4 separate regions of the Homo sapiens genome follow, and regions 1, 2 and 3 are each linked to region 4. A link is a contact called in ENCODE Hi-C or POLR2A ChIA-PET data. All regions are on one chromosome and are shown on one strand. The core of a region is the stretch at or near the end of the contact, and the rest is flanking DNA. Distances in the headings are between cores, read along the strand shown.

The links. A loop is a pair of places that touch in the nucleus more often than their neighbours do. ChIA-PET counts read pairs that join two places held with the same protein, here RNA polymerase II (POLR2A). Pooled maps may share reads with other maps.
Region 1: a map with no recorded cell type shows a loop between it and region 4 (5-fold over the local background). The contact joins the promoter of NYX here to the enhancer-like site in region 4. A Hi-C loop is called at or near these places in 8 of 37 single-sample maps with no recorded cell type and 4 of 50 pooled maps.
Region 2: a pooled map shows a loop between it and region 4 (3-fold over the local background). The contact joins two enhancer-like sites. A Hi-C loop is called at or near these places in 1 of 168 maps with a recorded cell type or tissue (MCF 10A) and 3 of 50 pooled maps. POLR2A ChIA-PET finds 5 or more read pairs at or near these places in 2 of 52 experiments (GM12878 and activated T-cell).
Region 3: a map of mammary epithelial cell shows a loop between it and region 4 (18-fold over the local background). The contact joins two enhancer-like sites. A Hi-C loop is called at or near these places in 22 of 168 maps with a recorded cell type or tissue (B cell, CD4-positive, alpha-beta T cell, CD4-positive, alpha-beta memory T cell and 15 more), 24 of 37 single-sample maps with no recorded cell type and 27 of 50 pooled maps. POLR2A ChIA-PET finds 5 or more read pairs at or near these places in 3 of 52 experiments (activated B cell, activated CD4-positive, alpha-beta T cell and naive thymus-derived CD8-positive, alpha-beta T cell).

What each region holds. Positions count from the first base shown.
Region 1 is chrX:41,445,564-41,449,551 of GRCh38, reverse strand. NYX (nyctalopin) reads right to left here and starts at 2,209. Exons shown (of 3, transcript NM_001378477.3): 1 at 2,036-2,209; 2 at 1,626-1,703. The coding sequence starts at 1,647.
Region 2 is chrX:40,753,792-40,757,691 of GRCh38, reverse strand. No RefSeq gene overlaps it. Among named protein-coding and RNA genes, the nearest start is that of MED14OS, 20 kb to the right of the region's middle. Within about 2 kb of position 1,956, at least 9 of the 41 ENCODE cell types and tissues checked have a DNase peak (open chromatin) inside an H3K27ac peak, as active enhancers do.
Region 3 is chrX:40,791,656-40,795,793 of GRCh38, reverse strand. No RefSeq gene overlaps it. Among named protein-coding and RNA genes, the nearest start is that of MED14OS, 58 kb to the right of the region's middle. Within about 2 kb of position 1,578, at least 7 of the 41 ENCODE cell types and tissues checked have a DNase peak (open chromatin) inside an H3K27ac peak, as active enhancers do.
Region 4 is chrX:41,115,752-41,119,673 of GRCh38, reverse strand. All of the region lies in intron 1 of USP9X (ubiquitin specific peptidase 9 X-linked), which reads right to left. Among named protein-coding and RNA genes, the nearest start is that of USP9X, 32 kb to the right of the region's middle. RefSeq lists an enhancer at 2,572-2,631. Within about 2 kb of position 2,578, at least 2 of the 41 ENCODE cell types and tissues checked have a DNase peak (open chromatin) inside an H3K27ac peak, as active enhancers do.

The sequences.
Region 1 (3,988 bases), core at 960-3,459, 330 kb before region 4:
TTAGTAATTATATAAATATCAACCTCTGTTCTTTAGAACCTCTTCGAGGTAGGAAGTCATGTCCTATTTATCACAGTGTTCCACGTGCCTTGCTCCAATTTTTTTTATTGCTTATTTATTGAATCTCTTATAAAAGAATTTTCTCAAAGACAAAGAGCATGCTATTATATCCCTCATAAATATCTCTCGAGCGTTTTGAAGGCACACAGTGTATGCCTGTTGGTTGACTGAACAGAGCAAGTTCCGGTTTTTGAAAAGGTGGAATAAAGAGGAAGAAAACTCCATTACTCCTGTTTTAGATGATCTGGTAAAATGTTCTCTATCAGCATCGCATACAGAGGTCTATTACATAGATCATCATATCTCAAATAATTAAATTCACTTGAGGGTCAGAAAAAAACAGATTCTTTGTGTAGAATCATTTACTGAAGAATTTAAAGGATTTTTCCTTGGGCTATCTCAGTCAGATTGGAACAGCTAGAGCCAGGGAAAATATTTCATAACGAGTCTTCTTGGTATATTAAAGTGCACATAACAGAGCGAGAAACTTTGAAAAATAACTTCAATATCCATAATCCTATAATTCCAAGGCATTTTTCATTTTTTCTTTTTCCTTTAGGAAGGTGGTTTTTTAAAGGGACTTTTGTTTTTAACTAAATGAGCTTAAAATAATGTGATTAGAAACCACTGTAGGCTGGGCACGGTGGTTCATGCCTGCAATCCCAGCACTTTGGGAGGCCGAGACAGGCAGATCACCTGAGGTCAGGAGTTCAAGACCAGCCTGGGCAATATGGCGAAACCCCGTCTTTACTAACAATACAAAAAATTAGCTGGGCGTGGTGGCAGGTGCCTATAGTTCCAGCTACTCAGGAGGCTGAGGCACGAGAATCACTTGAACCCGGGAGGCGGAGGTTGCAGTGAGCCAAGATCCATGCCACTGCTCCCCAGCTTGGGCGAGAGTGAGACTCTGTCTCAAAAAAAAAAAAAAAGAAAAGAAAAGAAAAGAAAAAACCACCGTACGGTGGCTCACGCCTGTAATCCCAGCACTTTGGGAGGCCGAGGCGGGCAGATCACGAGGTCAGGAGATCGAGACCATCCTGGCTAACATGGTGAAACCCCGTCTCTACTAAAAATACAAAAAATTAGCCAGGCGTGGTGGCGGGCACCTGTACTCCCAGCTACTCGGGAGGCTGAGGCAGGAGAATGGCGTGAACCCGGGAGGCGGAGCTTGCAGTGTGCCGAGGTCGCACCACTGTACTCCAGCCTGGGTGACAGAGCGAGACTCCATCTCCAAAAACAAAACAAAACAAAAAAACACTGTAGCACTGTAGCTTTTGGTTATCACACCAATGAATTCATATCTGAAATTAGAATAAGAAAATCACCAAGAGGACTATTTCATATATTCGGCTCAGGAGTTTTGTTTTTAGGAAACAAAAATCCCCACCACCTGCTGTTTTCTTGCTTTCTCTATCCCCTCCCCCACGATCACAGGGTCAGTGAAACCTGATCAGAAGTGTCCAGATACCGCTGTCCCAGAAGCCACTTTAAAGACTCTTTGGGCAGAAGCTCTGTGGCTTCCACCCCTCTTCCCAACCCTTGCACCCACCGGCAGGAGAACTCACCATGCAGAAGCAGGACCAACATCCCTCGGCCTTTCATCCACCCAGTGGCTTAGGACCACCCAGCCGTGGGACCCCTACCTGAGGGGAGAAAGGACAGGTCACCCAGTGCCCAGGAGGGCCCCATGAGAACCCTCCCATGCCTCCACACTTCTTCCTGAATGCCCTGCCTTTCTTTCTTCCTCACATTCCTTCCTTCTTAATGACCCTGGTGTTGGGCTAAGGGAAACCAGTAACAACAGAAAATCAGAAGCTCCCCACAAATGGACAGTTTGGATCTATTAGGAAACCCTTTGTCAGGCTACAGCCCTGACAGCAACTCAGATGGCATCACTGACAACCCAGCAAGGAAATGGATGGAGAGGAAACCCCTGCAGAGAAGCGTTAGTGAATGGTCCTCAAATGTTGCTTACCGTCCTGGGAGTCTCCCTGGTCCTGCTCCTCTGAGGTCCCCCTCCACTCCCTCAGCCCATCCATCTCCCAAGTCAGGCAGCCACAGATGCTGAAAATGGTTTGAGAGAGAAGTAAAGGTGGGGGTGGGGGGACGGGAGGAAGGGGTGAAGAGGAATAGTTACTTGTGCAGGTTTGAGTGCTTATTTTTCTTTCTCCAGATTTAATGGCAGGAAAATCCTCTGTATCACATGAGGATTAACAGAGATGAAAGAATGTGTCTGCCTTTCGAATCACTAAAGCCAGTGACAGATTTTGCTGACATACCAATCGGCTTTATCCCCGGGCCTTGACCACCCTGGCCCTCCTGTCCTCTCTCCATCTGCCTGGCCCCTTTCTCTCCTTAAACCTTCCCCAGACCCTGCCCCGTTCCCTGACCCCAGCCCCAGCCCCAAGCAATATGTAGCCTGAAATTGGCTTCCTGCCACCCAAACAGCATTATCAGCATTTTCAACAAGGACGCATTATATAACTTGGAGAGCTGGAGAAGGGACAGGACAGCTTAAAATGTTTCCCCAAAATGCCGGCTGCTGATTTCCTTTCTTTGAAGTGGTTGATGGTGAATGATACAAAAACGGACTGGAGAGAGTCCTTCCACTACAAGAAGGCAAGAGGTTCCCACTGGGGTTAGGGCTGGTAGTGGTGGCCTAAGGCAGTGGGTCCAGGAATGGGACCTTCAGAATCTGGCTGAGGTTTCTGAAACCCACCAGGACTCAGTTTAGGCCCTGGCTACTCAGTGTGGCCGGTGGACCAGCAGCAGTACCTGAGAGCTCGTTAGGAAAACAGAATCTCAGCGCCTTCTACCCCCCGCCCCAGACCTGTTGAATCAGCATCTGCTTTTTTTTTTTTTTTTTTTTTTTTGAGATGGAGTCTCACTCTGTCGCCCAGGCTGGAGTGCAGTGGCACAATCTTGGCTCACTGCAACCTCCACCTTCTGGGTTCAAGCGATTCCCCTGCCTCAGCTTCCTGAGTAGCTGGGACTACACCATGCCCAGCTAATTTTTTGTATTTTTAGTAGAGACGGGGTTTCACCATGTTGACCAGGATGGTCTTGATCTCTTGACCTTGTGATCCACCCGCCTCGGCCTCCCAGAGTGCTGGGATTACAGGCGTGAACCACCGCGCCCGGCCAGCATCTGCATTTTAACTAGGTCGGCGGAGAGGGGGATTCCTGTGCCCGGTAAAGTTTGGAAAGCCCTGTTTTAGGAGACTGGTGGAGGGGGTCTGATCAAAATGAGGGTGGCAGGGGGGCCTGTTTATCTAGCCTTTCTGGCCAGCAGTTCAGGTGCCCCCACATTCTCCTGGCCCCAGCAAGCCTCTGCTGTCTGCTGGGACAGCACTTCCAGGTATCCATGGCAACCTGCCAAGTTCTGGCCACGCAGGACTTGGTGAGCCAGTGCTGATGAAAGGAAGCCAGGAGTTCCCTTCCCACAGAAAGGGTTCTGGATGTGAATCTAGACATCTCAGGCCACCGTGCCCTGGGGAATTTTTGTTTTCTTCCATTTGAGCCTTGAAAGCCAAAATGTGGCTGAACTTGTCTAACCTGCTGGAAAGAAGAGAATACTAGGGATGGGGTAGGGATGTGGGTGGGGGAGGCCTCTCAAATGACATCTCTATCCCCAGTGTTGGACTCGCCTGGCTTATTAGATGAGAGCAGTGGGCAGCCCTCTCATTGTGACCACCAGTGTCGGAGGTGTCCCTGTAGCCATCACCCCAAGCCTTAGCCCAACGAAGCCCCCACTCCCCCAGCAGCAGTCCAGAGGCTGAATCTCGACTGTAAGAGCCAACCTGTCTGCACCCACAACCTTTGTTCGCAGCTTATTGGTCCAACCTTCCCTTCAATCTTCTCCAGGCCAGTGGGCCTGGTGCTCTGGCACTGGGATCCCACTAAGGAAGACCTTCTTCTCCACCTGTGA
Region 2 (3,900 bases), core at 707-3,206, 360 kb after region 4:
GTATTACTATGAGCAATAAAAATTCCAAAAGTGAAATTAAAAAATAACTCCATTTATGATTGTATTAAAAAGAATAAAACACTTAAGAATAAATTTAACAAAATAAGTGTAAGACATGTACACTGAAAATTTAAAAATACTGATGAGGGAAATTAAAGAAGACCTAAATATGTGGAGAGACATCCCATGATCATAGATTGGAAAACTCAGTAATATGGCAATTCTCTCCAAATTGATTTGTAGATTAACACAATCTCTATCAAAATTCCAACAGATTTTTTTTGAGGAAATTGACAAATTGATTGCTGGGAGACAATTCTCCATGAATATTTCACAGCTCCACACAGTCCAGGTCTTCTGAACAAAGAGCATGTTTGAATGGCAAAGGCCTTGGAAGCTAGAGATTTCGAGCTGTGTATACCCAGTAGACATTTGCTTACATTTCAGGATAATAAACCTAGAGGCCTTCCACTCCCCTCTCCAGTGAAGATTTGTTTATATTCAAGAGAAAAGATAAAGTCATTATCTCTCCCTTCCTAAAGGGGAGGATGGGCAGATGTGCCAGCAAACCTTACATAACTTCAGAGCCTCCTAATTTGGGGATTTTTTTTCCTATGGTGAAACCCATTGTTTATGCAGGTAAACATCTGGCTCTCATTTGTGTTGCCCTGTGGAGAACTGGGGCGTGGGGAATTAGGCACTAGTGAGTTGGTACTCCGGATGCTGCTTTTGCCATGAGTTATAAACCATCTGTCCTTAACACAGGGGTCTGATATCTTCTGTCAGCATATATATGTGAAACTGTTCACAAACTAATTTGTTAGTTTGCAAGTAGGGTGAAATCTCAGACCCTTCACAGTTTCTGACTTCATACTGATCCTGAAATTAAATGAAATAGATCCAGTATATCCAAAACAATTTTGAAAATGAAGAACGAAGTTGGAGGACTTTTACCTCTCAATTTCAAAACTTATTACAAAGCTCAGTTATCAATACAGTGTTGTGCTGGCATAAAGACAGACATACAGATCAAAGGTACAGAATTGAGAATCTAGAACTAAACCTTTACATTTATGGTCAATTGGCTTTTGACAAAAGTGCAAGGCATTTCAATGGGGAAAGGACAGATAGTCTTTTCAACAAATAGTGCTGAGAAAATTGGATATCTACATGCATACCATACTCAAAAATTAACTCAAAATGGAATAGAGACCTAAATATAAAAGGTTAAGCTAAAAAACTTGTAACAGGAAACAGGAGAGAGCAATAATGGCAGAATAGGAGGTTCCCTCGCTCATATCCTCCCACAACAAGAATTCTGTACCCATCCACAGACAAAAGTGTCTTTGTGGGATCCCTGGGATACAGTTAGGAAGTTGTGAAACCCAGTGGAGCCCAAGACCTAGGAGGGTCATTTTGAGAGTGCAGACCCATACCTAGGTGGCAGACCAGCTGACTGCTATCCTGGCTTCATACCTGGAAATAGCCCTGTTCTTCTAAGGGTTTGGCTACAACACCATTTGGCCTTGAGCCTGCTACCAAAACCATTTGCCAAGGGTCTGGGAGGAATCAGGCACACTAGTGCCTCAACAGACAGGCCTGCCAAAATTGGTCTAGGTAGTATACCCAAAAGCTATCCTGTAACTGGGCCCCAGCCCTTCTCAATAGTGGTCCCAGATTAGTACTACTTGCACAAGGACCCAGAGGGAAATTTGCCCATATGTGCCACTGGGACAGGCTTGCTGGCCTCCATCCCATAGTAGATCCTGAAGGGGCCCTGTCTCAGCTCCAGCTCCTCTCTGCCACAGCCCAGGAGTATTTCCACCCACGCAGAGAACTGCTGGGAGACTAGCCTGTCTGAGCCACTGTGACAGGCTTGCCAGTTTCCTTCCCACAGCAGATCCTGAAGGGGCGCGGAAGCTTGACTCTAGCCCAGTCTGGGAACAAACCCAAAAGCACAGAGAACTGCTGCGAGACGTGACTGTCTATGTCACCAGGACAGGCTTGCCAGCCTACATCCCATAGCAGACCCTGAAAAGGCTCTGTCTCAGCTTCAGTCCAGAGCTATTCCACCTATGCAGGAAACTGCTGGGAGACACACTGGGACAGGCTTGCCAAACTCTGTCTCCTAGTGGTTCTTAAAGGAGCCCTGAATCTCAGCTCCAGCCCCTCTCAGCTGCAGTCCTGGAGCAATCCTTCCCACATAGGGAACTGTTGGGAGTCTTGCCTGATGGTGCCACCAGGTTGGGCTTGCCAATATCAGTCACACAGCAGTTTCTGAAATAGCACTGAAGCTCAGTTTCAGCCCCTCCCAGCTGTGGTCTGGGAACAGTTCTGCCCAGCTGGGATCCCGCCAGGAGACGTGCCCTTCTGAGTCCCTGGATCTTGGTCCTGGAGGGAGGCATGTCTCGCAGTGTCCCTGAAGGCTGATTCCTTGACCTCGATCTCATTGTGGATCTTGAAACAGCCCTATAAATAGACTCCAGCCCTTCTCAATTGCAGTCTGATGGCAGGTCTGCTCACCCAGAAGCCCACCGGGAGACACACCCACCCCTGACCCTGGAGACAGGACTGAAGATCTCGATCTCAGCTGCGGACCCTGAAACAATCCTGTGTCTCTGTTCTAGCCCCTCTCAGCCATGGACCAGAGCAATATGGCCAGCCTAGGGACTCATCCAGTGATCCAACAGCAGCTCTCTCAGAATCACAGAGGAAGCCACACCCATCAGTGCACCTGGTAACAGGCCTGCCATCTGTGAATCCTGAAGTGGATCCTCATCCTAGCACCAGCCCCACAGACCAAGATCCTGGAAATAGTCCACTCCACTAGGGAACCATATAGGACCCATGCCCACTAACTTTGGTCTCCACTGCAGACCCGGCACCAGCAACATGATCTAGATTCAACCCTACTCAACTGGGATCCTGGAGGCAATCTCATCAACCCAGATACCTGGTATGGTTTGGATTTGTACCCCCACCAAATCTCATGTCAAATTGTAATCCCCAGTGTTGGAGGTGGGGCCTGGTGGGAGGTGGTTGGATTATGGGTGTGCATTTCTCATGAATGGTTTAGCACATCCCCCTTTGTACCGTCCTCATGGTCTTGATAGAGTTCTCATGAGATCTGGTTGTTAAAAGTGTACAGCACCTCCTCCCTCTCTCTATTGCTCCTTGCTCCCACCATGTGAGACACCTCATACCCCCTTTGCCTTCTGCCATGATTGGAAGCTTCCTGAGGCCTCCCCAGAAGCAGAAGCCACTATGCTTCCTGTACAGCCTGCAGAACCGTGAGCCAACTATACCTCTTTTCTTTATAAATTACCCAGTCTCAGATATTTCTTTATAGCAACGTGAGAATGGACTAATACAATACCTAACAGGAGAACACTTTAACTTGCCAAAATGTATCTGTAAAGACTGAAAGAAGGGTTTGCTCCTTCAAATGCAAGGCTACACAGACATCACCAAAGGAAGTTGTAACAACAAATGCCTACATCAAAAAAAAAAAGAAATCTCAAATAAACAGCCTAACCTTATGCCTCAAGGAACTAGAAAAAGAAGAACGAACTAAGCCCAAAATCAGTAGAAGGAAAGAAATAATAAAGATCAGAGCAGAAATAAATGAAATAGTGGCTAAAAAGATGATAGAAAACATCAACCAAACTAAAAGTTGGTTCTTTGAAAATGTAAACAAAATTGACAAACCTTTAGCCAGACCAACTAAGAAAAAAAGAGAGAAGACTAAAATAAAGAAAATCAGAAATAAGAGAGGAGATATTACTGATGTCACAGAAATACAAAGGACCATAAGAGACTGTTATGTGCAGTTATATGCCAAAAATTTGGTTAACCTAGAAGAAATGGATAAATTCCTAGAAACATACACCTAACAAGACT
Region 3 (4,138 bases), core at 329-2,828, 320 kb after region 4:
TTAACTTTGGATAACCTGATGACAGTGCGCCTAGGCGATGATCTTTTTGTGATGAATTTCCCAGGTGTTCCTTGCGCTTCTTGTATTTGCATGTCTAGGTCTCTAGCATGGCTGGGGAAGTTTTCCTTGATTATTCCCCCAAATATATTTTCCAAGCATTTTGAATTGTTTTCTTCCTCAGAAACACTGATTATTCTTAGGTTTGGGTGTTTAACATAATCTCAGACTTCTTGGAGGCTTTGTTCATATTTTCTTAATCTTTTTTCTTTGTCTTTGTTGGATTGGGTTAATTCAAAGACCTTGTCTTCGAGCTCTGAGTTTCTTTCCTCTACTTGTTCAATTCTATTGCTGAGACTTTCCAGAGCATTTCGCATTTCTAAAAGTGTGTCCAAAGTTTTCTGAATTTTTGATTGTTTTTTCTTTAGGCTATCTATTTCCTTGAATATTTCTCCCTTCACTTCTTGCATCATTTCTTTGGATTTCCTTGCATTGGGCTTCGCCTTTCTCTGGTCCCTCCCTGATTAGCTTAATAACTAGCCTCCTGAATTCTTTTCCAGGTAAATAGGGGATTTCTTCTTGGTTTGGAGCCATTGCTGGTGAACCAGTGTAATTTTTGGGAGGTGTTGACAAGCCTTGTTTTCTTATATTACCAGGGCTGGTTTTCTGGTTCCTTCTCATTTGTGTAGCCTCTGTCAGAGGGAAGGTCTAGGGCTGAAGGCTGTTGTTCAGATTTTTTTGTCCCATGGGGTGTTCCCTTGATATAGTATTCTCCCCCTTTTCTGGGGATGTGGCTTCCTGTGAGCTGAACTCCAGTGATTGTTGTCTCTCTTCTGGGTCTAGCCACCCAGTGAGTCAATCCGGCTCCAGGCTGGTACTGGGGGTTGTCTGCACAGAGTCCTGTGATGTGAACCATCTGTGAGTCTTTCAGCCATGGATACCAGCACCTGTTCTGGTGGAGGTGGTGGAGGGTGCAATGGACTCCATGGGGGTCCTTAGCTTTGTTGGTTTAATGCTCTATTTTTGTGCTGGTTGGCTTCCTGCCAGGAGGTGGTGCTTTCCAGAAAGCATCAACTATAATAGTGTGGAGAGGGACTGGCAGTAGGCACGGCTGTAGAACTCCCAAGATTATATGTCCTTTGCCTTCTGCTACCAGGGTGGGTAGTGAAGGACCATCAGGTGGGAGCAGGGCTAGGCGTGCTCTCCTTGGCGGGTCTTGCTGCGGCTGCCATGGGGGATGGGGGTGAGATTCCCAGGTCACTGAAGTTGTGTTCCTAGGAGGATTATGGCTGCCTCTGCTGAGTCATGCAAGTTGTCAGGGAAGTGGGGGAAAGCCGGCAGTCACAGGCCCCACCCAGCTCCCACACAAACCAAAGAGCTGATCTCACTCCCACTGTGCCCCCTGCAACAGCCCCGAGTCTGTTTTACCCAGACTGGATTCTCTTTACGGACGGGAGTTCTTTTGTAGAACAAAGAACCCATAAAGCAGGGTATGCAACAGCTATATGAACGATATAGTTGAAAGTGCACCTCTCCTAGGGCACAAGTGTTCAACTAACCAAACTAATTGCCCTCAAGAGGGCGCTCAAGTTAAGCAAAGGAAAAACAGCATTTATACTGATTCTTTCTCTCTCTCTCTCTCTCTCTCTCTCTCTCTCTCTCTCTCTCTCTCTCTCTCTCTCTCTTTCTGACGGAGTTTCCTCTTCATTGCACTTCCAGGCTGGAGTGCAATGGCGCAATCTCAGCTCACTGCAACCTCTGCCTCCCAGGTTCAAGCGATTCTCCTGCCTCAGCCTCCCGGGTACCTGGGATTACAGGCATGCGCCACCATGCCCGGCTAATTTTGTATTTTCAGTAGAGACAGGGTTTCTCCATGTTGGTCAGGCTGGTCTTGAACTCCTGACCTCAGGTGATCCGCCTGCCTCGGCCTCCCAAAGTGCTGGGATTACAGGCGTGAATCACCGCGCCTGGCCCATTTATACTGATTCTAAGTATGCTTTCCTAGTCCTCCATGCCCATGCTACTATCTGGAAAGAGAAGAACTTCCTCACAGCTAATTAGTCTCCCATTGAATACCATCAGGAAATTAATAAGACTATTTTCCTTGGTTTTCCTCCCATGGGAGCTGGCAATAATACATTGTAAAGGCCATCAAAGAGTGATGGATGAGATAGCCGAGGGAAATAGGCTGGAGGACAAAGCAGCTAAATCAGCAGCAAGGGGGCCCAGGTCTCTGATCCACTTGAAGCCCTACTGATCTGGGAGGGCCGCATCAGAGAAATAAAACCTCAATACTCTCTTGCAGAAATAGAATGGGCCACCTCTTGGGGATACATCCTGCAGTCCTCAGGATGGCTACAATCGGAGGACAATAAGCTTCATCTACCAGCTGCCAACCAATGGAAAGTACTTAAAAGCCTTCACTAGGCCTTCCACCTAGGTAAGGATAAAACCTATCAACTGGCCCAGAGATTGTTCTCAGGTAAAAATCTAATACAAAGAGTTAAACAAGTTGTTAATGGTGGCAAGATCTGCCTTAAAAACAGTCTCCTTAATCGACAGCGTCTTTGGCCAGGAACTCAAAAGACAAGCGGCTACCTTGGGGAAGACTGGCAAATGGATTTCACCCATATGCCAAAGACAAGGGGCATCCAGTACCTCCTACTATAAATAGATACGTTCACTAACTGGGTAGAAGCATTTCCATGTCAGACAGAGAAAGCCTCTGAGGTGATAAAAGTACTAATCAATGAGATAATTCCCTGCTTTGGACTTCCTAAGTATCTCCAGAGCAATAATGGCCCCTCGTTCAAGGTGGCCGTCACCCAGGGGGTCTCAAAGGCACTTGGTTCTACAGTACTATCTTCATTATGCCTGGAGACCACAATCCCCGGGAAAGGTAGAAAAGACAAATGATATTATCAAAAGGCACCTCAGGAAACCGTCTCAGGAGACTCATCTCCCCTGGACTACCCTTCTCCCCATAGCCCTGCTACATGTCAGAAACACTCCTTCAAAGCTAGGTTTGAGTCCCTTTGAAATGATGTGTGGATAGCCTTTTCTCACCAGTTATCTCTTGCTAGACCAAGAAACCTCTAATTTAACTAAGCACATAACCTCTTTGGTCCATTTCCAACAGGAACTGAAACAATTGTTGGAGGCCCAATCCCGTGAACCAGGGCCACCTCTGTTCAACCCAAGGGACCTAGTGCTAGTAAAAGTGATATCCCTTCCCTTTCTCTCTCTATAGGCCCAGGTTGGGAGGGACCCTACACTGTACTCCTTTCTACTCCTGTGGCAGTGAAGGTCACTGGAATAGACTCTTGGATTCATTATACCCAAGTAAAGACTTGGGAAGCCAACAGAGTCACCTCCGTTGACCCAGAAGAACACCCAAAGTACCAATGTGAAGAGATTGGGGACCTCAAGCTAAAAATCACAAAAGATAAGTGTTAATAATTAGCCTTCCATGGGTATCCTCTTTATAGTCTTGCCTATGCTTGCTGTTCTTACCTTTGTTCTGTTCTATACCACAGAGCACAATAATGTTTTCAGAATAATTCGTATATTTCACTTCTTTCTTTTTTTTTTTTTTTTGAGATGGAGTCTCACTCTGTCACCCAGGCTGGAGTGCAGTGGTGTGATCTTGGCTCACTGCAACCTCCACCTCCAAGGTTCAAGCAATTCTCCTGCCTCAGCGTCCCAAGTAGCTGGGATTACAGGTGTGCGCCGCCACACCCGGCTAATTTTTGTATTTTTAGAGACGGGGTTTCACTATGTTGGCCAGGCTGGTCTTGAACTCTTGACTTTAGGTGATCCCTCTGCCTCGGCCTCCCAAAGTGCTGGGATTGCAGGGGTGAGCCACAGCACCCGGCCTCACTTCTTATCTCTGTAACCCTTGGCACTAGATTCTTTCCTTATATAATACACGTTTAACCCATGGATACTTAACCTTATAAAACTTGTTTTATTCTCTCACACCTAGAAACCATCAAACTCCAAATGGTCAGGCAACCAGAGCCTCAGACAATGGCTCCGCTTTGCTGGGGACCCTTAGATAGACCTCTGAGAGGAATCTGACTGCTATTTTCCCCAAAACAATGCTCCCTGTCAGCAGGAAGTAGCTAAGGTCAGTTGTCAT
Region 4 (3,922 bases), core at 1,329-3,828:
ATAATTATTTTCTTGGCACTCAAAATATTAGCTAACCAATTCAACTTTATTCTTGTCTACTTCAAATCTGCTCCAGTTTCTTCTTTTTCTTGTCCCTCAGCTTGGGGTCATGATCCCATTGTATACCCTCTCCAAGGGATGATGCTCCAATCATCATCATCCCCAATCAATCTTTTCCCAGCCTGTGCTTGAATCTTCCCTACTGAAAATCACCAGTGTCTGCCCTTCCCTTTTCCCACAAGTCGTAAGACTGTCTCCATTTCCCCCTTCTCTTTCTTTTTAAATAAATGTGATGAAGACAAAGTAGGTAAGTTGTAAATTTTGGGTTTTTTGTTGTTGTTGTTTTGAGACCCAGGCTGGTCACGAGATCCTGGGCTCAAGCAATTCTCCTCCCTGGCCTCCCAAAGTGCTAGGATTACAGATGTGAGCCACCATGCCCCGCCCATCTCACCTTCCACTTTGTCCATTCTCTCTCATCACCTGGCTCCATCCAAAGCTACTAAAACTAAAACTGCTTTAAGCCAGAAGGTCTTAATCGAGACGTAGGGATGGGCTTCAAGATTAATTCCCCTAAAAATTACATACAAAGCTTTTGAGTATGTGCATTAGGGGACGCATGAGAAGAAGGTCCACAGATCAATGTTCTACTTACTGACAAATCAAATAACTGCTTCTCAATATTCATCCTGTTTGCCCTCTTCTCATCATTAGACACTGACCACCTCTCCCTTCTTGAAACTCTGAGCTTCCTTGGCTTATATAATCCTGGACTCCAGGTTTCCCGTCCACTTCTCTTCCAAGGAAAGGGGTAGAGTGGCAGTTCGTACAGTTCTTAACATTGAAACTGAGGTGAAAACCACTAGAGAGTTGGCTCTACACGTCTAGAATTCAGGCAAAACTTGGGAATCTTGAACACAGATTCAACTATTCACAAAAGGGTAGGAAGAGATGGATTCATCAGCACCACCTGGGAGTCTGTTTTTTTTCCCGAAAATAAATACAACCTCCACTCCCTACCATCTCCTCCTGAGAGTGATGAGGTTAGCGACTATATATTCCCAAGTGTGGGGCAAGTAGGGGGCCAGGGAGATCACCTTGTCTACTAAGCCAATACTGTGTCTCTTTTAAAAGTCTTTCCAGGAAGCAATACAAGGACGAACAAAATGTGGTACCTATGTTCAGTGGATTATTTAGTATTTTTTAAAAAGAAAGGAAATTCTGACAGGTGCTACGATATGGGTGAACCTTGAGGACATCATGCTAAGTGAAATAAGTCATTCACAAAAGAACAATACTGCATAATTCCAAGTACACGGGTACCCAGATTAGTCACGCTTGCAGAAACAGAAAGTAGAATGATGGTTGCCAGGGGCTGGGGGGATGGGGAGTTATTGCTTAAGGGGTACAGCGCTTCAGTTTGGAAAGAAGAGAAGTTCTGGAAATGGATGATGGTAAGCATCCCACAATGTGAATGTACTTAATGCCACTGAACTGCAAACTTAAAAATGGTTAAAATCAGCCGAGCACGGTGTTTCACGCCTGTAATCCCAGCACTTTGGGAGGCTGAGGCAGGTGGATCACCTGAAATCAGGAGTTCAAGACCAGCCTGACCAACATGGTGAAACTTGTCTCTGCTAAAAATACAAAAATTAGCTGGGCGTGGTGGCGCACACCTGTAATCCCAGCTACTCGGAAGGCTGTGGCAGGAGAATCGCTTGAATCCGGAAGGCAGAGGTTGCAGTGAGCCGAGGTGGTGCCACTGAACTCCAGCCTGGATGACAGAGTGAGACTCCGTCTCAAAAAAGAAGAAAAAAGGGCCGGGCGTGGTGGCTCATGCCTGTAATCTCAGCACTTCTGGAGGCCAAGGTGTGCGGATCACGAGGTCAGGAGATTGAGACCATCCTGGCTAACACGGTGAAACCCCACCTCTAATAAACATACAATAGCGGGCGCCTGTAGTCCCAGCTACTCGGGAGGCTGAGGCAGGAGAATGGCGTGAACCCAGGAGGCAGAGCTTGCAGTGAGCCGAGGTCGCACCACTGCACTCCAGCCTGGGCAACAGAGCAAAACTCCGTCTCAAAAAAAAAAAAAAAAGAAGAAGAAAAAAAAAAGGTTAGAATGGTAAATTTTATGTATATTTTCCCACAGTAAAATTGTATATATAGAGTACTCACTGTTCCCTTACCTTGCAGTTCTTTTAGCATTTGGAGATCATTTGAGCTAAAATACCTCAAAATTATATTCTCATATTTTTATGCACAATATCCTTCCATCTATATGAATTCAGTAACCATCTATACACAAATCAGAAATATCTGGCAAAAGTCATGGTATAAATTATTCTAGACAAAAGTATCATGTGGATAACTAAGGGACTATCCCTTTAAACAAAATAACTAAGATAAATGGGAAAAGCGGCAGTGTGAAACTCCTCTCTCAAAACACCTTTCTCTAAGACCACAGAACTAAATCATCTTCTGCTTATGACAGGACACTCAATCAGCAAAAGCCTCAAGCTGCTTGCTATCCCTATCTCTTATATAGTCTCGCCTTTCTAGCTCTTGGTTTCTGTTTCTTCTACCCGACAAGCTGTCCTCATTTCTATATTTCCGGTATTGCTGAGCAGGTATGTCAGGTCTCAGCATAGCATACTCTGCTGCATCTCTCTACTACCACATAAGAATTTGATCCCTTTCCCTCAGCACACTAAGATGCAAGATAAAGAGCAGGAAATAGGCATGGAGCAATTAAAAATAATTTCTGGATTCAAACATAACTCATTCAAAATCCAACTTCTGTCACTTACAATCTGCCTATCTTAAAAAGAAAGTAACAACCTCTCTCATTCTTTTTCCAGGTATTTAAAATTGAGATGCTATTACCCACACAAAAAAAAGAAAGCCATGAGAATTGCTTTAATAAAAGGAGTCTCACAAATAGCAAGCACAGTAATTCTCAAAAAAATGTAAATTTTCTTTTCCCTTTCTACAATGTACTGTGCAGAGTTCCTAAATATTTCAGGAATGAATCTGAAAATATTGCCTTCAGATATAATTTGGAAAGGTTTGAGTGGGAGAAAAAAACTTATCACAGATACAACTAAGTTATCCAAGAATAACACCACTACTTTTCTTAATAAATCCTATTCAATACTCAAGTGGTGGAAACAGCTGGGAATCACACAGCTTTGCCTGATTTCAAGTAGCAGTCTCACAACTCTAAAAGAGCCTGTTTTTTATGTCACAGAGATTTAGGCATACCTAGCAGGGCTAGAACAAGCTCTCTACCAAGTCAAAGCAGCAGTATCCTACACACAACTGAACAACTTAGTAATTATTCAAATCATTCAATATTTGACACAGTAACAATCACTTTCCATAGGCATGCTCAAATACAATGAATCACAGTGTGAAATTTTACCACATGAAGTTTTACGCTTTATTTCATAAAAACAAAATTATTACACAAACAGAAGCATCTTTAATTTTCTCAATGGGAAATACAACCAAAATGGTGATTTGATTGCCTCTACAACACACAACACATTTTCATATTCAAACTTAGCATCCTAACATCTTCCACAATGGGAAAAGCATCACCTTTACCTAGATAAAGGCTGGACTGCATTAAGTAATCTAGTACTCCATAAACAGCAAACCATTTACTTTAAACTTTGCAGAACTGAATTTCTCCAGCAGCTTTCACACAGGGCCTTAATACCAGAGAAATCCCTTTTAGAACAAAGAATTATCCTTTCTTACCCAGTCATTATCCCAACTCTGCTAAAATTTGCCCTATGTTCCAGAATCTCTCTCCTTTTATACAGCACGTTGAAATCCTCTGATTCTACATATGATCCTAGGATACTTAAGATTTTCTTCTCTCAATTTTTCTTTTCATCCAAAAAAAAGGTGTTTAAATA